2 separate regions of the Homo sapiens genome follow, and region 1 is linked to region 2. Evidence: read pairs that join two places in POLR2A ChIA-PET (ENCODE). Cell type or tissue: PC-9. All regions are shown on one strand. Each heading gives the region's core, and the rest is flanking DNA. Links, peaks and the distances in the headings are about the cores only.

Region 1 (11,496 bases), core at 1,524-9,523, 80 kb after region 2:
GGATTAAATCCCAAGCAGTTCAACTATGTCTATTTCTGTTTTATTTGGGGGTGGAGGTTAATGTTACAGGTTTATGAAGTCATTAAATCTGGAAGTAACCATATGTAACATGACATTAACTGTATTGTCCTGAATAATATTTTTGTTTCATACTGTTATCCTACTAAATGTTGAACATCTGAGGACATAAACATGCATTATGGTTTTGTGGATATTATTCTATTTAAAAATAATTTTAGTATAACTGCACGGCTGATTTGTACATAGTAAATTATGATAATAATATAATGGAAATATACGAAAACCTCTAGAGTATGTGTTTATATATGTGTGTGTTTCTTTGTGTTAGTGTAACCATTTACATAGCAGTTATCTTTTTAGTCTGTTCTGTTTTCCTGAGTTTGTTGATTTTATTGATTTCTGTCTTCTTAGTGGAGCGTTTTGGACACAGACACATGAGATAGTTGACGAACACCCAAGTCTGTTTGGAAGTTGTTTCTTACAGAAGAATCTGTGGTTTAGTGGATTTATAAAATAAAAAGAATATAAATTTTTCATGCAGCTAGTTTACTATTTTGTAAAGTTACTGTCTTGGTATATAAAGTGTAATATTATTAAAAATATAAACTAAATGCTTTTAGGTCCACACCTTGCTAATGGAAAATATATTACCTGAGAGAAGGCCTTCAGGCAGTTCAGTCCTGGCTTTGTGTTTGACCTGGAGGTCAGATAGCTATTCTTCTCCTGTATTTTGTCTGCCTTGCCAGCAGCATCACTGAGCATTGCCTTATGAAGTAACATGAAAGTCTGTGGAATGGTTTGATACCTAAGTCAGTCTGTTGAGGAGGTAGGGAAAAGCCTTCAAAAGAGCCCAATGTTCTTTTCCTCATATTAAACCCTAAAAGGTCTATGTAGCAAACTATATACATATATGTAAATCCATATCTAAAAGAGATAACAAAGTCTTAAGAAGTTACATTTTTAGATCGCGTTCATCATATGAAAATAATATTTATAGCAAAATGTATTTTGAAAAAGTAGGATTATACTGATTATACAATGACAGAAAAAAAATCTTATCCATGAGATAATCAAGTGTTTTTCAGAAATTTTTATGAAACAACATTGTATTTTAATATGAAGAGTAGTAGGAAGAAAAATTTTAGATAGAAATAAGGGAAGCCTCAAATGATTAACCAAGTTTTCTTTTGCCTTGTGCCTCTATTTTTAATGACTTATTTATCTTCATATAAATAGATGTCAAGATCACCATTTTATTTCACTGCTTTTCTTTTCAGATTCATATATTTTTGTCATATTCAAGATAGTATTATTGTTAGTTTTCTCTGGATTTTATGATTTGTGTCAGATATTTTAATACGAAAAGATATACTTGGAATTCATGAACCTGATTCCCAGAAATGCAGTTATTAACTCTCACGATCTCTGAATGTGCTATCTAATTTAAGATGCCATCTGGTGGTATGCATTTGATACACCTAGTTCTTTTAATTGCTCTCAGAATCATACATCCTATATTGCTTATGAAGAATATTTTTGAAATGACATGCAGACATTTGTTTTCATTTCAAACAAAGGATCGTTTGTGTTTCCCTTTCCGTTTTCTCGAAGTAATATGCATGTTTGCTTTGGTCTTTGTTAATAAGCATAATCTGATTCTTTCTTACAAAGCATTATAATCAGGCTGCAAGTTTCAGAACTCAGCTTTGCTCACAGACATTTGTAGAAATTCATTATCCTCTTTAAAATTCTAGTTACATATTTTTCATTTAATTTTAAAAGGTAAAGTTTGAGTGGATATTTGGATACCATTTGGCGAATAAGAGATTCTCAGATAATCAAGCATGAAACACATTATTCATTTGAAATTCTCTTTCTTATGTTTTAAACATTAAAGGCCAACTCCTTCAAAGGTGGACCTTAGCTTAATCTCAACCACTGCTTTGCCTTCTTCATGAGATAAGCTGGTAATATTTATTAAATATATATCAAAGGTAGGTGAAAGCTAGACATTAAATTGCCTGTATTATTGATATAAAATATCCATTCCACTTGAGACTCTGAATTGAGGAAATGTTAAAAATACATGAGAAGATTTTAGCTCCTTAGAAAATAATTTGTGGCTGGTTAGCTTAGTTTATTAAGGACGTGGTGGCAATGAGCCATCTTACAGACTTTTTTCCTCCTCTGTAGCCTGTTTAGAATTCTCAGTTTATTTTCAAACTTCTGGTTCAGTCAGTTTATCTTAAAAAAAAAATGACAGAAATAAGAAGAGGTGATAATAGGAAGTGTGATTTAATCTCTGCTGTGCAGGTCACCTGAGGTGTATCACCTAATGACAGTGCAGCAGTAACTTTATTTTCTCCCTATCCAGCATGGTGTCCACATTAAAATTGTGAATCTCTAAATTAGCATTTTGTGTCTGCCACTTTCTACCTTTGTACCACTCAGCAGGATATTCACCTCTTTAAATCTCAGCTTTCTATCTATTCAGTGGTGTTAGTGTCATGCCTGTCACTCAGAAAGAGTGAAACGCTGCAACCACAGCACAGATATGCCCAATGAGTAGTAAATTTTTGTTGTTATTGCTGTATCTGTTACTATTGTGACCGGTATTGTTGTTATGTATCTGTTACATCAACTGTTGATTCTAGTGTATGGTTTTTGGTGATTAGAAGTATAGACACCTTATAAAAACTCCATTAATTTGGATAATATAGCTTGCAGTTCCCCTTTTGTGGATGTAAGTAAAGACTGAGAGGGCTGTGCTGTGACAGAGTGTGCAGATAGTTCCTCCTAACCACAGCTGTCCCCTACTTACCTTTTCTAAATTCCAAATGAGTTTTAATTCGAAAGAAAATAAATTTTGTTTTCATGAACATATTTTGCGCTATCAGTATATCAATTAGAAAGAAGAAAATGAAAAATAAAAAATGGGAAATATGAGCTATTATATATTAGAAAACTAGAAGTAAATAGCCAAATATATGCAAGGGTGGGCTTTGCTAAAGAGTCCCATGTCAAAGTAATAATTTCTTTATATTTGATGATTGAGAATCATTTGGATGTAAATACATTTTCATTTCATGTTTGGGTAATTGACTTTTTAACAGTTCATGGAACTACCAACAAAGTGTACATTATTTGGATTTTACATTTCCCAAATAATATGCAACTTTAGATTGCTTTCTGACATTTAAATCAGAAAAATGTTGCAGGGATTTTCAGTGAGTTTTTCTCCCTCTCATTGGCAACCCTAAACTATTTGGGGGTATTTCGTTCTATACCTCTTTGTCAAAGCTTTCTAGGGTTTCTAGAAAGCTCAGGCTGTCTTTATAACAATTTCTTAGTATGTTTCAACATGCTAATAAGAAAACACTAGGCAAATATCATTTCAGTTGGGGAAATGAAGAAATTGTAAGTTAAAGGATCATGCGTCAAAACAATATAATATTGATTGGCCTCAAATACGCCTTTATTCTTTTGTACACTATAAAGAAACTTAAACCATTTTTAGATAGGAGCTAATATTTCAGCTTCTGTTTTAAGCAATGAATGAACTCAGCAGTAACTCTGGGAGATAGGTGTTCTTTGGATATCCATGTAATAGATGAGAAGATTGAGACATAGAAAGGCTTACAGAGCTTGCCCAGGGTCATAGACTTAGGCTGTCCACAGCCTGGAGTTCTTGGTTCTAAGGCCATGACCCTTCCATTAAAATATTACTCAAGGCCAGGCAGTCTGGTTCCAGAGCCCAGTGTCTTATGAGGCAGGGAAGGTGGCCATAAACCATTGATTAAAATACTCTTGAATAGGAATTTCTCCTAATATTCTCCACTAATGCTTTGAAACAGGTTTCTAATTGACACCCATGTTTATAAGCATCAAATTATTCCCTCAACATCATGCAACCTGTAAAGAAGGCATGCTACAGGTAGTGAAGTTAGTGAGGTGAAGTAAAAATTAGAATGTTTGAAGAGCTAGTTAATATTTTTAAAGTGAATACATAGTTTTTATTTTCTTTTGTCTTCCCCCACATGACCATGTTTCAAAAGTTTAGCTTTAGAAGTTGCTTTCAAGTACTGTGTTAGAGATATTGGAATCATTTTAAAACAATCTTGAAATCCTTCTAATGCCCCTCAATGAAATTCAGATAATTTACATAAGACCTCAGTTCCTGTTGGTCCTCCAGTGAAGGATGAACCCCAGAATTATTTTCTTCTTCTTCCTTCCACCTCTTTCTTCAAAATTCTCATCAAATAGTATTTATTGTATAACACATAAAAATAACAAAATATTATTACCTCGCAAATCTTGTCTGAAATTTTACTTTTTTTTTTTCCTAGTTAGAAGAATTTTGGCATGCAAGTGCTGAATTATTTTATATATTTGGGCTATCTAAGGAGACAATTTAAACAACTGACTTTAGCATAGGACCAAGTAAAATTTCATGATGGCATTTGACTACCATTTAAAAAGACATTTTGGACCTCCCTTTTGGCTTAACTAAGGCATATAGCTTGCAATTTTTTGCCTCCTGCTCCTTCTTGCATTTCTGTGGGACTGCCGCAGCTCCCCCAGTGACTGATTCCTGCTTGATGCGGCAGTGTGCAGCCATAAGCCCTTGCCTCACCCTGGAATAAAGCACCTAGTTTAGCCCTTCCCTTCTAACTCCAAGTGCTAAAGAATGGTAATTAGCATTCTTTGGACCTTTACTACATGCCTAACAATATACTAAAGGTTTTATATGCTCTGTTGAGCAATCTTGTGAGGTGTAGGTACTGTTGCTATTCCCAAAGTTAGAGAAGGAAATCTGTCTAGTAGATACATAGTGTGAGCTACATGTATAATTTTAAATTTTCTAAGAGACACTTACAAATTTTAAAAGAAACAGGTGAAATTATTTTTAATAATGTATTTCATAACTTCAGCTTTCCAAAATATTTTCATTTCAACATGTAATCAATATAAAATTGTTAATAACATATTTTGCCCTCTTTTTTTTACTAAGTCTTTTACTTCTGATGTTTATTTTATACTTAAGACACATTTCAGTCTGACTATATTTCATGTGCTCAATTGCCACTTGTGGCTAGTAGCTACCATATTAGCACAGTTATAGATAAAGAAGCTGAAGCTTGGCAATAAGAGCCTTAGTAAATGCAGCCGCAGGAATCAAGTGCAGGGAACTGATTCTGGGCCTCAAGCTCTCAATCAGCACAGTATACCATCTCAGGACCTGGATAGTTTCTTCCTTCAACTTACAAGCATCACCTTGTTAGATTCTTCTGTGGCTTTAACTGCCTGTATCACAACTAACGAGCATAGTCAGGTTCCATTCTCTACCTATTTCTTTCTCTTTCAGTTGATCCTGTGGTGTTAGCTCTGTGTCTTTGATCCATTTCCCTGTTGAGTCAAAGGACATAAAATTACAGACCAGTGGAAGTCTATGGGAGTCACTTCTCTTTTTTCTGACCTAGCTACTTTTGTCTTCCCATAATTGTGAGCTTGGGCCTGTAGAATGTATGCACTATTTGCTACTTACAGTTAGAAAGCCTCTGTAACTAGCCATTCCTCATAGTAGTGATTCTCAAAGCAGTGTGGCACAAGGTTCATAGGGTAAGTGTATCATAATTTATGATGAATCAGGTAGGGTTGAGCGATGAGTTATTGAAGCAAGAATGTGGAAAAGCAAAGCAGTGCAATAGCCTTGATAGAGAAAGTCAACAGCTTCCAGTCTGTCTTTCACACAACATCAAATAAAAAAACTTGGATCAAGAAAAGGGATGAGATGCATTGTTCATAATGGTGACACAGTGCCCATTTTATAGCATGTAACTTTGAGAATCAAAATTTTTTTCTAAAATTGCTTTCATATATTTTTAATCACAAATATTTTTGATTTTGAGATATCAAATAGAGTTAAACAGGGCAAAGGATTTTGATAGTTTTCATTAGAGGACATTGTAACACACTATTCTGTAGGATTGAGTTGATCATACACTATTTTATCTCAACCTTCATTCGTCTAGTTTCTATTCTTTCTAAGTGGTACACATGGCCACTCAGCTGAAGACTAAATTTCTTAGTTTCCTCTATCACTATATATGGCTGAGTCACTAAGTTTTTGTCAGTGCGGTATGAGGAAAAGTAGCATGTGTTACTTTCAGATCATGCAACTAAAAATTTTAATGTCTTCCTTGCTTCCCTTTCCCCTTCTTGCCAATACTCTTAGGATGGCAGGAGCTGAAGATGCCATTCTAACCATGGGACAGAGGTCATATGTCAGGTATGGCAGAGCAACAAGACAGAAGGGCCACTGGGTCCCAACATTGTGTACAAGCCATGTTACCTCAAATTGCTTATATCTAAAGAAATAAGCTTTTATCACATTTAAGCTATTGTTATAGCTGGGTCTTTTTAATAAATTTTTTCACCTGCATTCTAATACTGTATTAGTTTGTTTTCATGCTGCTAATAAAGACATACCAGAGACTGGGCAATTTACAAAAGAAAGAGGTTTAATGGACTTACAGTTCCACATGGATGGGAAGGCCTCACAATCGTGGTGGAAAGCAAGGAGGAGCAAGTCACATTTTACATGGATGGCAGCAGGCAAAGAGAGAGCTTGTGCAGGAAATCTCCCATTTTTAAAACCATCAGATCTCGTGAGACTTAACTCATTATCATGAGACCAGCATGAGAAAGCCCTACTGCCATGATTCAATTATCTCCCACCTGGTCCCTCCCACAACACGTCGGAATTCACTATGAGATTTGGATGGGCATACAGCTAAACCATGTCAAACACAAAATCTAGATTTGTTAATGCCTTTCCTGCAGATTGTTACCTATGTATCCTACCATAGCTACCATCAGTCCCTGCCGCAAACCCTGTTCTTTTCCAGAGAGAAGCCAATATATTGTTCTTTTAATGAACCTTGATTGTCTTTGTTTCTCTAACTTGAGATACATCCGAGTAATTTGATCTATCTGAGGTATGCCTTCTGTTTTGTTGTTGTGGTTTTGTTTTGTTTTTCCCCACCATCGTGAACTCTGTACAATGCTCAAGAGCAGGCTCAGGTCCTACGTCTTCTGGAAAGATTTTCTTGACTCCTCAGATAGCAAGGTCTTTCTCTTCCCCTAGTTCCCAGTGCATTTTAATACTTAAGCCTGTTTTATTTAATGTTTATTAGGTAGTATCTTCTCTCTCCCAGCTATCCTGAAAATTCCTTGAGGGAAATAACTGTATCTAAAACTTCTTGAAAGCAATCTTAACATCTGTCCCAATGCCTGTCTGTATTAGGTACTTAATGATTGTTTCATTCAATTTGATTTTGTTTAATACCAATAAAATGTTAATTGAATCTCAGTCTATCACCTTAAAAGTTGATAGGTCTTAGAGATACTTTTATGCAATTATTTTTTTAAAGAAAAATTAAGGCTGCTTTCCAATTTTTCCTGGTTTTATTGTCCTAGAAATAGAGAAAAGCACAGTATAGCCCAGTATGACAACTTAAGAGTAAATAATCACATATGAAATTGTTCAAAATCTTACCTTTTTATTCCATACAAATCACTTTACAATCAAATTATTGTCAACTCTTATTTTGATTTCGATAGGCTTCCTAGTGCTCATGGTTATAATTTATAACATCCCTAATTGTGCTGTTTAGCCTGTCTCACCCTATATGTAAGTCTCCTCATAATTTCTTATCTAAAGATGTGACAACTCATTTGTGTGCCTCTCATGGCAAATTCATATTGCTAAACATTCATATAATCATAGAATTGTAAGATACTTTATTTTGTATAATCCTTTCATTGTAATGTGTTTCTTTTTTATGTCAAATGTGATTTTTGAGTGGTCTGGCTGCAAAGTATAGTGGGCTTTTCTGTGTATTTTTATCAAATCCTGCTTTTAGATTCCAGATTATACTTATTTGAGGAAAGTTAAAAATTGACAAAACTATTCGCATAACAGAGGAACCTCCACTTTATTTTTACTAAAATAAATTTTAAAACACTTTTGTTTTCCCTTTATATTCTAAGTTATGTAAATTTCATTTCTTTGAAATATATTATTTTATTTGAGCTTTGTTATGTTACCTTTGTAGACCTTGTTTTAAAAAGGATCCTCAGGTTTTTAGAGTATTGAGTATTTGATATCTTTTCTGATGTTAAATTCCTTCTACTTAGTAGCCATCAACATATTTATAAATGCCCATAATATACCCAGTAAAAGTCTGTGAAAGTCGAGATACTTAGTATGTTATTTTTTTAATTTTAATATGGTGATCATAAACTTGTGATGGTCTACCAATTTGAAAAAATTCTCATGAAAAGCTAGTAAAGGGGAAAAAAGTACTTACCAATATTATTTTAACATTCTTAAATATTTTTAAAAAATTATCAAAGCAACACTTATTCTATTTTATTTTATTTTATTATTTTTAGAGACAGGGTCTTGCTTTGTCACTCACCTGGAATGTAGTGGTGCAATCATAGCTCACGGTAACCCTGAACTCCTGGGCTAAAGCGACCCTCCCATATCAACTTCCTAAGTAGCTGGGACTATTATGTAGTAATATAGTGTGCTAATGAGGTGCACACCACCATGCCCTGCTAAATTTTATTTTTTTGTAGAGACTCACTATGTTGCCTAGGATGGTCTTGAACTCCTGGCCACAAGTGTTCCTCCCTCCTTGGCCCCCCAAAGTGCTGGGATTACAGGTGTGAGCCACTGCGCCTGGCCAAAGCAGTATTTATTACCCTAACATCATCATGACCCGTAAACCTAATTTACCATTAGTTTAGGTTATGGGTAGCTCTCAAATTCCCAGTATGAGAATATTGTTGGTGAATTCTCTATTACCAGGGTTACTGTAGTAAGATATAATGCTAATTATTGATTCAAAATAAGAAATTTCAGTAATTATCAGGGAAGGTCAACTTCCAGAATAAATTTAAGGCATACAATTATAAATAATAGGAAATACAACTTAACTGTCAGATGTCCACAGGCAGTAGGTTAAATGTGGATTCACATGCAGGCCTTTTAAAAATGGCCTGCAAGGAGAGTGGTTTTATTTTCACAGTCTGTCCTTTTTTGTCTCAGTTATGATTTTTGCTAGCTCCCTAGTGACCCATAGCTATGTTTTAGCTTTTTACCAATTCTTAGATCATGAGTAGAACCCACTTGTTAATTATGGGTGCCAAATTGGATGATACTACAATTTATCCTTCAAACTGGTACACTTTTGAAAGTAAACAGGGAAGCTGTTACTAATTATACTACCACAGCACATTTAATCCAGGACTGTTCCAGATAAACAGGGATATTAGGTTTTCCTAGTACTATGCCTCGAAGGTCCCCAGTTTCCACCTCTGCTCATCTCTGCTAGATGTGACCACATGTTCTTAATGTTGGCCAACTTGCACATATAACTTTGGGTGCATTAATCATGGTCCTATCATTTTTGGGTGACTACAGAATGATGTACTACAAGTGCAGATTATAACTATCTGCACTAACAGTATGGAGGTGACTTCATATAAATAATATTTTACATGTAGGTTTTGAGTATGTTTGTATTTGAATGTAGACCTGAGTGATTCTTCAGAAATTAATACAGTAAAACATTAGAAATTTAGGACAGTGATGGTGGAGTGGGTCAGTTAGATGTGAAAAATTGTAAGAAAACATTTCTTCTAGACATGGAAGAATAGGCATTAAGATTGACAAATTATCTTGATTCAAATATTTTAAAATATTTTTAGAATTTGTATTTATTAAGTATTTACCCTGAAATAAGTACTGCACGAAGCATATTCATTCAGTATTGTCCAGTTGCTCTTAGCATGAAGTCACTGGTGTCACCTTGATGGCAGTGATGAGACAAATTACTTGTTTCACCTCTTTAAACATCAGATAGATTGCTGGGGACAAAGAGACAGCATGGCTTCCAACCATTACACAAGTCCCCCTTCTGCAGCCAGGATCATGTCTAGGATGATGCAGTTATGGAAGACAGCATGCTGAGTTTCTATTAATTTGATGAATCACCAAATTGAGACCAGTGGTGGTGGTGTCCAGGGACAAAGTGAATTGCTTCAGCAGTGGGTAGATAACCCACTGTTTTTCAGTTAACTTTTTCAGCAAGGTAATAATTTCCTTGGGATGGTATCCAAAGGGTGGCAAACCTCTCCCTAAAAGTAGTGTAGATGAAATCTAGGCTCAGTTCTGTAGCTATTTTCTTTAACTAGCACTCTAGGAACCACTCTAGGAACCAATATTACACTTACATGAGGACTTGTGATGACCTGGACACCTCTTTTGTTTTCTACGATGAGAGTGAGATGAAATGGAGGGGGAGTGGGTGATCGTTCGAGAGATAGTTCAAGAAAGAGAAGAAAATTGTGGGGAGTCAAATATGATGAAGGGATTTGTAAGATTGGTGATAACAAGAAACAGTTGATTTGACCAATAGACTTAGGTTCCACAGACAAAATAAGAATCATTGAGAGTTAGCCAGGGGTCATAGAAATAATTATCTGCTGACTAAGAGTGACCAGGGAATGCTAGTTTTGAAGATGAGGAAAGGATTTGTCAGAGGTGGTTTATGTGTGGTTGGATTGAATCTGAGGAATTAGGACAAGAGGGGCAATAGTAACACTTCCATTAATATGAGGGCTGTGTGAAGAACACTTACCAACTTGAGGGTTTTATGTTAGATTTAGTGATGTCTAGGTGTCATGACAAATGTAAATGCTTATTTCTAGAAAGGGACCAGTGGTAAAATTATGATGGGAATAGACATGGCCTTTTTGAGGATAGACCTTTAGAGGTTTCGGAGTTGACTTACTCTGGATAATTATGCAATTTAGAATGGTAAAGGCAAAGAGAGGAAGGGTTTTAGCAAAATATGTATCCTGATTGGTCAAAGGACTCTGGGAGCACAGTACCAAAAGTCTGTCCAGTAGAGGTCAATGGGAGACAGTGTGACTATATTTGTTAGATAGAATACATTATTTTCAGGGGCAGTATGACCATGATTTTAAATAAAAATTTCAGATGTAAAGGTAAGTCTTTTTTGGAGCAGATTTTGATTTTTTGCTTAATTAATCAAGGCCTAATGCTAAAACTGTTAAGTATTCATCATGCTACTGACAAATAAAATCTGAATATTTGCATATAAAGTAAAACTGAAACATGGATTCATGCTTGTGTTCTAGATTCTTTCACATAACAACTGCATTTTATGTGTAATGGGCATGTTTTAAGGGTAATGCTTTGCCACCTAGTGAGAAGATCATTGGCTTTAGAATAAAACAGACATAGGCTCTAATCCTGCCCACAAGTTACCTAACATGCTCCTCATTTAAACTTCTGTGCAAGTGATTGAAATAATTTCTACTTTACAGTGCTGTGAGACTTGAGATAATGTTGAAAAGCTCCTCACGTAATAACTGATA
Region 2 (11,496 bases), core at 1,347-9,346:
CTAAGTTGGTACAATTAGACATGATAAATGAATTTTATATCTGCTCTTCTGTAATTTTCATAGCAGTTTTCTCCTGGGCTGAACAAATAGTTTATAAACTTTGGGCAGCTGATATTTAGCAGGACGTCCCATGAGACAACTTAGTAAAAAGAATAAAATAATCAAATACCAAGACCAGTTTTAGGAACACAGCATAGACATCAAATTGTGATATTGTCCTTTGACTTTTTTTTCCCATATTATCTTAAGGAAGATATCTTGAGTGCGCAGAAGTCTTGGACATTTGGTTCAGATATGTTACTTGTATATATGACTAATACATTAAGCCTAATGTGTTCCAGCAAGTATAAATAATATGCTATAGGGATTGTTATAGGCTGCGAATCTTCCTTAGGTTTATTTAGGTATAGAGGTGAGATAAAGTTGCAATTTTATTATCTTTAGTTCATTAGCAGTTAAATACAGTGTTACTCTATGTATTGTTGACTGTCCGAGTTGCAGGTTTTTATAGTGGTATAGACATATTTAGGGTACTATTGTAGAGGAAGATGGTTTTACGTATTTAAGTTGATTTCAGCATTGTGGTCCTATGGCACCATAAAAACTGTGAGGTTGGAATTCTCTGAAATTGTTGAAGGCCTACGAATTACTGTGTACCAGCTTAAGAATGTAATCACTGAGATGTGACAGAATTTTGCCTTCTTTTCTCAGACTTCTCTCACCGATGATTAGGTGCAGGTATTTTTGCAGAAAAGAAGTAATACCTCTTTTCCATTTGCTTTAGTTGAAAATTAATGAGAATTTATCAATTTTTCTTCTTCATATTGATTTTTATTATTGTTATTGTTACTTATTTATGTTTTTTAGAGAGTGGATCTCTCTATGTTCCCCAGGCTGGAGTTCAGTGGCACAATCATAGCTCACTGCAACCTTAAACTTCTGGACTCAAGTAATCCTCCTGCTTCATCCTCCCAAGTAGCTGGAACTATAGGCACATACCACCATGCTTGGCTAACTTGTTAATATTTTTGTAGAGACGAGGTCTCATCATGTTGGTTAGGCATATTGATTTTAACTCAGGCTATCAAATATAGTCCCTGAAAAGGAGGAAATTATTTATTTCAACTAAAAAGGTTTTAAAAGTTTAAAAACCATCTTCTTATGCAAGTTAACAATAGTATCGATAGTATAAATATTAATAGTGGAGTAAATATTGGTGTATAAACTATGGTTATAAATTCTTGCACAATACAAATCTCATCTTGGACTCAATTTATTGAACATTTTTAGTAATTTTGTCAGTCTGGAGTTCACTTTTGTTACTAGTATAAATTGCATTTTCCAGAGATAGCGTATGTTAATATTAATCTGCCTGGACACATTTCCCTACACTTCTTTGTCAGATTAGGTGTCATCTCCTTTAGAGGCCATTCCTCAGATCCGCTTATCCCCTCCTGCCTCCCATCTCAGTATAGTACGGGCTTCATGCACTTCCATTATTAAACTTTATGCTTATAGCCCTCAAAAGCAGGAGTCGTAGCACAGTTTCTGTACTGTAATTATTTGATTACTTGGTTGTCTTTCACACTAAATAATGAGTACCTGAACTACAAGGACATTGTAATCCCAAGTATATAACACAATTCCTAGCGTATCATAGGCCCTGAGAAATATTGGTTGGAAAGAAATCTTTATTCACATTTATGGATAATTCATACCTATTATGTGTTACATTGGCTTGTGAAAACCTTTGATTCTGTGGAAATTGAATTTTATTCAACTTTTAGATGAGCCATTAATTCTATATTTAATGCATATTCTGCACAGTACATGGATTATCCACTAATATACTTTTTTCTAACACTGAAGTAATTAAGTTCCATTATCTAGAGTCCTCCTACTCAGTTTGAGGTTGTGGAAATCTGTGTATACATATTATTTCATTCCTAGTTAACTGAGGACGCCCCAGGGCAGAGGCAGATTGGTAATAAGGTCTGACTTCACACCATGGCCCTATCAGTGGTCTGAAAAAGACAGCTAGGCATGGTATTCTGAAAAGGACAGCTAGGGGTGTTCGTCTGTCTCATGCTCCTACAGAATTTGGCTTAAATGAAGAAAATAGTTGGTCACATTCTCTATATGAGAGAGGACAGTATCAGTAATCAATAATGATTGAGCAATTGCTACTTACTTTCTCCTTTTATACCCAGAGATACTACTGGAAAGATACTGTTCTCTTAATTTTCTTTAGTGAATGTGTTTGTGTTTGCTACACATAGCCCCTAATTTTAAATTTCACTTTCACTAGTTGAACTCAGGTTCAATTGCTAGACCTGTATGGACTGGTCTAGTATGGACTGTACTCTTGTTTCTCATCCAGTCATCTCTGAGTCTGTCAATGTAAAGAAATTTCTTCATGTTTATCCCAACCTTGATATTTCCTTGAGATTTCATTAGGCCATCTTTAATTATAGGTTTTTAATTTTGTTTTTAATGGACAGTTGATATAGACTGAATAACACTGTGATTTTAAATGAGAAAGATTAATCACGCTATATAATACTGTAACTGATTTTTATAATGTAGTAGTAACCATTCTTATAATTTAGTAGTAAACATAGCTAGGGCCATATCTAAATTTAATAACTTGATTGAAAAATGCATTCACTTAATAATCCTATTTATTTTTTGTACCTATGATGTAAATACTTATGATGTAAGATATAAATAGTAAATGTATAGAGCTGTATGCAACTTTTATTCTCTTTATTTTCTTCTGTTAGTAATTTACTGGCTTTACATATTTTGACAGAGTTAAAAGAATAAGAATATGGGAACTGATGTAAGAAAATACAGAGTTTTCATGAAAAGTAGAGGAAATAGGTGAGGTAAGAAATAGTGAAAACAGTCTGGAATTATTAATTATTATTATATCTAAGTCACTTGGTAAGAAAGTAAATAAACCTGTTGAGGTATAAATTATTTTACTTCCTCTTTGTGTATGTAAAGGTAGTTCTATATATAAAGGTGATTCATCCACAGGCAGTAACATGTAAATTCCATAATCCCTCTGTATGCTATCACAAATACATTAAAGAAACACTTTTTTTTTCTAGGTAGAGCATGTGAGCTGCATTATCTTAAAGACGTTTATGTTGCTTTCTATGTTTATTCCCCTCTATTACATGACCAGGTCTTTCTCTACTTTGTAAGTGAATGACCAGTGGAGTTTCTTAGATGGTTTAATTTTGTTATTTTGGGATCAGGGTAAATGAGTTATGTTTGTTTTGAAGCAGTGTTTGTATATCTGTTGTTTATCTTGTGTGGTTTTTATTTGGGTTATCATTTGACTTTGGAATTTAGCCACTCCTTACCTTTCATTCATCTTCTCCTTCAAAATGCTGACACAAGCAGAGAAGTGAATGAACAAAAACTCACTGTTTGTATTTATTCATGTTTCCAAGTGATTCATGTTTAGTTATCCTTTCCTTGAATCACCATTCATTAAAAGTGGTTTGGTCTTCTTTATGCCTATCTTCTCTGTTTGTGATAATCTTTCTATTCTTTGGGATTCAGGTCAATTTACTAAGAAAAACTCATGATTAAATATCTTGAAGAAAGCAGACATGGGCTGGGTGCTATGGCACACACCTGTAATCCCAGCAGTTTGGGAGGCTGAGGTGGAAAGATTACTTGAGCCCAGGAGTTTCAGACTGGCCTGGGCAACAGAGCAAGACCCTGTCTCTACAAATAAATAAAAAAAATAAATAAAAGAGTAGCTGGCTCCCAGCTACTCAGGAGGCTGAGGCAGGAGGATCGCTTAAGCCCAGGAGGTCAAGGCTGCAGTGAGCCCTGTTTGCACCACTACTGCAGCCTGGGTGACAGAGGGAGACTCTGGAAAACAGGCTCTATTGCATTATTTCATATGGCTAACAAATTATAACCTACAATACAACAAAATTCAGCCAAATTCTTATGGATATAGTGGTAATATAAATTTTTGGTTTCTCTCCTGAATTGTTTTTCTTTTAATCGTCTAGACCAGAGCTGAAGGCTACTTCCCCCTCAGAGAGAATTGTTTGGCCTAAAAGAGATTTAAACAGTTTGTATTAGTTTCCATCATAGGGGATTCAGAAGATAAAATCTGACTTTTCCCTGCTACCTCCTTTAATAAGGGCATATATCACCAGAACTCTACCTTGCCTCCTCTATCCTGTCTTCCCTCATACATGCTATGTTTACTTTGCCTCCCCTGGCTCCTATAGGCATTTGAGTTTGTTGTCTTTTCTTGAATGATTAAATGAGATATTTGCTTAGTGATTATTTGAACTTAATAAACCATTGTGAGAAATTGAAGGTCACTGTGCAACTGGGCTTTTAGAATCTGGATTTACACTGAGACTGAGGGACAAAGATCTGCACAACAAACTGAATTTTATGTGCATTTGTACATTTTGCATTTTTCTGTATGTTAAATAGTAATTGCTTGCTGGTCTCAAAAAACTGATTCATGAAGAATGTTTTCAAAGGAAATGTTTTTCCTTCCTTCTTTTATTTTAATTTTTTCTTTTTGTTAACTTTCTTTTTCTTGCCCTGTCTTAAGGTGCTGATTTTTCCTGCCTTCGTATGCCTTAGAAGTCATTTCAGTTTTCATATTAAACTAAAGATTAAAAAAAGACTCAATTCCTATTAAAATTAAAAAGTCAAAAAATTCAAATGCAACTGTGAGCTACAGTGACTTCTCATTTACTAATAAAGTGCTGGGTCATAAAAAATAAATAAAAAGGAAGGACAGACAACAGAAACAGTTCCTGCCTTGGGGGAAAAAGACATGGGGGAAAAAGATATGAAAATGATTCATGCCTTATTTCATTTATTTGATGTAAATGAAGAACTTTATGTGAAGACATATTACTTTTTATGTCTATTTTGAAATCTAGACATAGACTTCGATATTGGGGTCAAATTGCTAATTTAAGTACTGTGAGAATCAGTGTACTAAGCTAATCTTGTGAAAAGATGGTTTTGGATGGAGACTCTTCCCAGTAATTATTACGGAGTTAAGGCACCCTTTTTACCATCTTCTCTGTCAACCTAACTGACATGAATTTCTAACCTGGTAAAGTGAGAAGAGTGATCAGGAGAAGATAATTTGCATAGTATATATAGATTTCTATTCCATTTATATAAAACCCTTGAATGGTACCTTAGTAGAAACAATATAAAATAAAGCTAATATGGGTTAGATGATAATGTGGTTAAGTGGATTTTTTTTTCCTGTCTGAACAAAAGAACTGACAATTTAATCAATAGACCCCTGTCAGTCTGGAGAGATGCTTCTAGTGGTCAGCACGGCACTCTGGTCTTTGTGTGTGCATATGGGTGGGGGCAGGGCAGGGTGTTGCATTTTCCCATTAATCATGGTAAACATTAAAAAAAAAACACTAGATATCAAAATGGAAATGTAAAGTTGACAGTGGAAAACAATTTAGAATTTTAGAAAGTTACCTTAATTGACAGTAAGGAACACACCTTGTCTGTCTTTTCTTGTGAGCCTTATTGCCCTCTGTGAAGGAAGTATTAACAAAAACATTTGTTTGTTGATTATAAGATTGAATGAGATACACCACATCTTTTACAGTAACAGGGACAAGAATGGCACTGATGCCTAGACCCCACTCTTAGAAATTCTGATTTAATTTATCTGGAATGGGGTCTAAGCAGTAGTTTTTTGTGTAAACTCTTCAGACAATTGGACTGTCCAACCAGAGTTAAAGGGTCACTGGACTAGTCAGTCTAAGATTTTCTGAGGCGGAGCAAAGATGACATATTCCCACATACTCTGCAATAGCTACTGCTGCCTAGTGACATGTATTTGTCCTGAATTTTTTCTTGATAAGATTGAAAGCTAAAGAAAATGAAAAATATCTCTCAAGGATAGGGGATTCAAGTGTTCAGCTTAATTTTATCTTCCCAACCATGTACACACAGTATGCACTGCATTGTGCATCATAAGCTCATTCTCTTTATAGCTGCTGTGGATTCTATTGGTATATTTTCAGTGTTGTTTCTCTCCAGTTGAGTGCTCTTCTGCACCTTCCTCCTTCCTTTGTTTTTCTGTCCCTTCCCCTGACAGAGAGCCTACAAGGGCCACAGGGTTAACCATGTGTGTAAAGCTTAATACAAATTTTCTTCTTAGCAAAGTAGCCAGCCCACTAACTATGGGAGTAAGGTGGTCAGGTGGATAGTTAGAGCTCACATAAGCTTGACACACATTTTTCTGATTATTCCTAGAAGGCACACATACAGTTGAAAGTTATGGAGTATGCCATATTCCAGGAGAACAAAACCATGAGAGTCAGGAGACCTGCATCATAGTCTGAGAGGTTTAGAGTCCACCTAACTTCATGTGTTTGAGCACCTTACTTACCTGCCTCTATCTCATTTTCTTCTCTGCAAAATGAGAAGCTCAAACTAGCCACTTCCTAAGGTTCCCTCTAGCCTTTACAATATGAAGTGCCATTTTATTTTTATTACTAGTTTAAGAGAACATAAGCATCCACTTGTTGCTAAGTATTCTTTTCCCAACATAAAAAGGAAACCCAGACAAAAAATAAATACAAATTAAAGATTTCAATAATGTAAATAATTATATATACTTATATTTGGGTTGTTTTAATTGGAATGTGCCTTAACGATATGAATTAAGACATTACCAGACCAGAAATATTTCAATCTTGGATGAGGGAGAAGACTGGAGGGGTTTGTATATACTCTTGTTATTAATTTCACTTAAAGTGCTTCTGTAAAGTATAGATAACACTGCCTTTGACTGCCTATTTGCAGAGTGATTATTAGTAAAATGAGGGGGGACTTGGTGGATACTTCTTTTTTTGCTAAAGAAAAAAATAAATGTAATATAAAAACTGCTGAGGTAAAAATCGGTCTTTGTATTTACCTTAGTTCCTGGTCAGTTTTTAATTCATTGAATAATTCTTAGAAAAATCATTGAATGTATTTTTTTTGTTATTGTATAGGAAGGTTAATAAGCTCTCTGAATATTTCATACTTTAATCCTACAGAAAAATATGAGTAGTTAGAATAGATTACCTTAAATAATTCTGGGAAGAATAATCATTAATGCTTGATTATTTCTTTTGATAGCTTTTTTTTTGGGTGGGGGGAGAGGGGAAGTTAAAACACACATTGACTGTAAGTTTTTTTAGAAATGAGTTCTTCAGAAGAATGTGTGAGAAAACTCATGATGATTTTATAGTTGATTTGGGAATTTGCAGAGCTCACAGTTAATTAGATATTTCTAAACTTATATGTAAATTTCTGGTAATGCTTTGCAATGAGATCACTGATACTTTTGAAGAAAGTGAAGTTCTATTTTTTAAAGTGAAAATAATTATACTACATTAGTCACTTATAAAGGACAATGCTTATTTTTTTTCAGACTGATTTGCTGAAAAGAGTTAACTGTGGTGTTTGCAAATGCTTTGGAAGAAATGCAGATGTTTGGAAAATGTCTTTTAAAAATCTGGAAGTTGTAAATATTATGCAGCAATAATGTTACATTATGGTAGACAGAATATCTTGTTACAAATACTAAAGAGTAAAGAAATTTATATTTTTGCTCCAGATTTAAGGATTTGAGTCTGGAGTGCTCAGTGCTAGATATGTTGCCTTCTTTTATGGTATTTTCTACAATACCATACTTTCAATACTGTGATTGAAAACTGACTATACTTCTATTACAATTCTTGAAGGAGTTTACCTCTGATATGCTGTAAGAGTCTCATCTCCACCATTTGTTTTAATCTTGGTCAAATGATTTAGTTAGCCAGACCTCAGCTCCTTATTTCTAGGAGATATGAATGGTACCTACCTGATGCAGTTTTATGGAAATTAAGTAAAGCAATACACATAAAGTGTTTAGCTAGAGACTGCTATATAGTAAATGCTCAACAGAAGTTAGTGATGATGTTACCTTGCTTGTGGAAGATCTTGTCAAAAAATCATTTGTTCTTTTGCCATTGGCTTGTGCTTTCTCTGTGAAAATGATACCTCTAACCCCTTTTCTTTTGTATCCTTTCTTTTAAGAACTCATTTATTCCCTGGGACAGTGGAAGTAATTAAGTGATTTACTTTAGTGGAACTTCCTTCTAGCTTACTCCAGATAGAAGTAACCAGAAAGTAGGTGACAATGTTAATTAGAAAGATAAATTAATACCTTTTATGTGGATAATTTACCTGATGATAATGACTGAGAAATCATTGTGAGATTGTCAGAGGGCAGTTTATAGAATGAATTACTTTTGATGAACGAAGGTTGCTTTTTCAGGGGCAGAAGATAGTTTGGACTTACATTTTAGAGAGAGAGGGAAAGTTACAATATGCTGCTGGCATTCATCGTTTAGTTAATAATTTGGCTCATCAGGGCTGAAACAGAGTTTGCATTTTTTGATGAAGGATCATTTAATATAAAGGCTTATTTAGATGACCTATTGTCATTCCATAGAGATCTTGGGTATTTCCATATGGACTAGAATGGTGCTAGGAAGTAAAAGATTTTCTGGGAAATCAGATGTGCTATTTTAAGGAATGATTTTATCAGGTCATTTAAATTTTGTGCTAGACTTCCAATATTTTTGTTTTGTTTTGATTACGAAGTGTTCTGTAAGACCAGAAAGGAAGCCAGCATGTTAAGAAAGTTTTAAAGTTATTATATTTCTGATACTGCACGTATACAGACACACACATACAAACACACCATTTCTTTTCCATCTCTGAAAATCTAAGGTAAGATTTAAATTACAGACAGTATGAAATCCTGTGATGCCAAGATCTTTATTAGAATAGCAGTTTGCACCTTTGTCGTTGATACGATTTGCCCCGTATTCAGAAGCCTGTGCAGCTGAAGATGAGTCATTAAGAGAAACTGGAATCAGTAAAACTGCATTTTACAATAATGCTTTCTAAACTGGTCACCTTGCTAAAATTGGATGAGGCTGAAGACAGCAGTTTCTGCCTTGAAAGGAAGGAGTAATTACTATTAACATTGGTCAGGAACTTTCTTATGTTCGTGCCTTGACAGCTCTTAGCACTTTATTTAAACATATACTTTGGAAACAGGTTGTGTGGCTTGCACAGATTTTAGGGGCATGAAGCTGATAAAGTGGGAGCATATTCACAATATACCAGTGTAAGAGAAGAGAGCGTGTGGCAGAAGATTGACAACTTATTTTAATTTGCCAGTCCAGATCTTCTGTTCTGATGGAAAGTCAACATCCTTTAGGATGGTGTGTGTGTGTATTTTAGTCCAAGGAATCTAAAACAACTTTCAGAATTTGTAAATTTTCCTGAACATAATGATTTCAATGTGACACTATAAATAAATCTGGCTTATAATGATGTACTTTATAATCCTGACCAGGTTACTTTTACGTCATGCCAGAAACACATTTTTTAAGCTAGCACTTAGAAATATTACTTTTAGCTCCAGAAAATAAATTATCTGGTACAAAAAAGAACAAAGTTTTGACCTGTAAGGAAATGGTGCCCACTGTGGGGACTGGTCTGTGGAGTGGAGGGCAACTGAACTTACTGGGATTTATCGATCTCCTTGGTGATCGTGGTCCATGTGGCATCCAGGCTCATTGTGGATGCTTGCTTGCTTGCTGAATGAATGAATGATTGCCTTCCTGTCAACTGGGAAAGGAGGAAGAAAACCATGAAATTGAAAACAAACGTGTTTAGCAGTAAGATTCCTATCCGCTGGGTTCATGACCCATGTTCTGACTAGTTATCACAATTGAATTTATCTCAAGGACACATGAGAGGAAACCGTTGGTATGTGGGGGGTGGCTGGAGAGGAATGATGATAGAGGAGGAAAGTACTTGTAGTGTGACTTTCCTCAGAGTCAAGAGAAGGAAGTGCTTGCAGCAATAAAAGTATTTAAATATAAACTGAAGAACACCTCTGGTTCTTGTTTTTGGTAGATGGAGAAACCCAGAGCAGAGCTGAAGAGGTGTCATCTGCTCTCCAGATGGAGTCAGCTGACAACTCAGAAGCAGAAACCAGGTCTTCTGACTCTGGGCAAATGTTAGATGCTCCCTTTAGTAGCAGGAAGACCTGGGTGGAAATCCTGATTTGGAGTGTGGTTTGTTGGGCTTCAACAGTTCACTTGTCTGGTTTCTCCTAAAAGACATTTGATTTCACAGATGTTTAATTTCTTTTGGGAAAGGAAACTGGACTTCATTGTCAAGCTTGAGAGAAGAGCCAGGCTTACCATTTCTCCTTTCTTTCTGAGTTTTAGCAAAGGAAGTCTCAAGCTCTTCAGGTAAAGAGATGAGGACCAGGAAATGGGTGGTGGTAAAGGAGTAGTTTAGCTCAGTAGTAGGTAAACAAGAAAGAGAAAAAAATTCAAAGGAATGAAAAATTCCTCAGGAGGATTATGGTTTTGTGTTAAAGTCACACATTTCTTATCAAAGCAGAGATCATTGATTAGCTAACTCTAATTTAGATAGTATTTACTGTTTCCAGTTGGAAAGTTAGTGTCTAAAACATTGAGAGATTTGAGGGAACATATAGGTTATCTTCTTGTCCAAGAAGAAGACTCAGGTGTGGACAGTGCAGCTGCCTCTTGTCCAGCCCTTCTCTTTCCTTTTGCTTGCTAGTGGTTCATTGGCTCATCAGAAAATTTGGGCAAGTTGACCTTGAGGGATCTAGACCATAGTTTCTTACCTCAGTGGTAATCCATTTGGATAGTTCCTTAAGAATCCTCTACAATGTCCACTTTCTTCGTGATGTTTTCCTTAACTTCTGTATTCTATAGTTTTGACCATCAATAAGTTTATGATAATTTTGTATTTATACTTCAGATTTAGTGTTCTTGATTAAAGTCAAGACTTTTTTGATAACTGGTTGTGTATTGTTTTGGATGCTTTACTACTACTGGAATTGTGCTTTATTTTGAGAATCATTTATGTATATATTTGTTTTTGCAGCAGATAGTTTTTGGACACCTACTTATTTCAGGGAATTTTTTTACGTTTCCCTGCCTCTGGACAAGTAGGACATAATGTTAATAAATTTGTTTTGAACACAGTTTCATTTGCTAACATGGTTTTAAGAGAAATTATTTTTGGTCACGTTTTGGAAACAAAGATAATACCTTTAGAATTGTCCACATTGATGATAGAGAGACAAATGTAAAATGTTCCTGAGTATATCCTAAATACAAATAATGCGTATTCAGTAACTAATGTTGTTGGGCTAAAAATAAACAAATAGTACATTTATGGTAAGCTTGACACCTTTCACACAGCTGTTAACATTTTCTCTCATCTCTGTGTAATGTTCTGTATGTTTCATGAATGAAGAGGTACCTCATCCAACATAATAAAATTAAGTAGCACTTTATAGAGCATGCTACATGCCAGGCATTATTCTAAATATTTTACACATTGATTATTTTAATAATCAGAACA

What was found. ChIA-PET counts read pairs that join two places held together with the same protein. Peaks named below come from ENCODE experiments on the same cell type or tissue, not always from the same donor. Only the 100,000 strongest peaks of a DNase experiment are listed, where the experiment ranks them.
Region 1: POLR2A ChIA-PET joins it to region 2 with 8 read pairs; 2 of 35 experiments call an interaction of 5 or more read pairs at or near these places.

Annotation. Positions count from the first base shown.
Region 1 is chr4:101,178,032-101,189,527 of GRCh38, reverse strand. All of the region lies in intron 2 of PPP3CA (protein phosphatase 3 catalytic subunit alpha), which reads left to right. Among named protein-coding and RNA genes, the nearest start is that of MIR8066, 57 kb to the left of the region's middle. In PC-9, for the core only: no CTCF peak of the experiment used is centred there; a DNase peak (open chromatin) is centred at 5,677.
Region 2 is chr4:101,257,542-101,269,037 of GRCh38, reverse strand. All of the region lies in intron 1 of PPP3CA (protein phosphatase 3 catalytic subunit alpha), which reads left to right. Among named protein-coding and RNA genes, the nearest start is that of MIR8066, 22 kb to the right of the region's middle. In PC-9, for the core only: no CTCF peak of the experiment used is centred there; a DNase peak (open chromatin) is centred at 3,047; H3K27ac peaks cover 990 bases.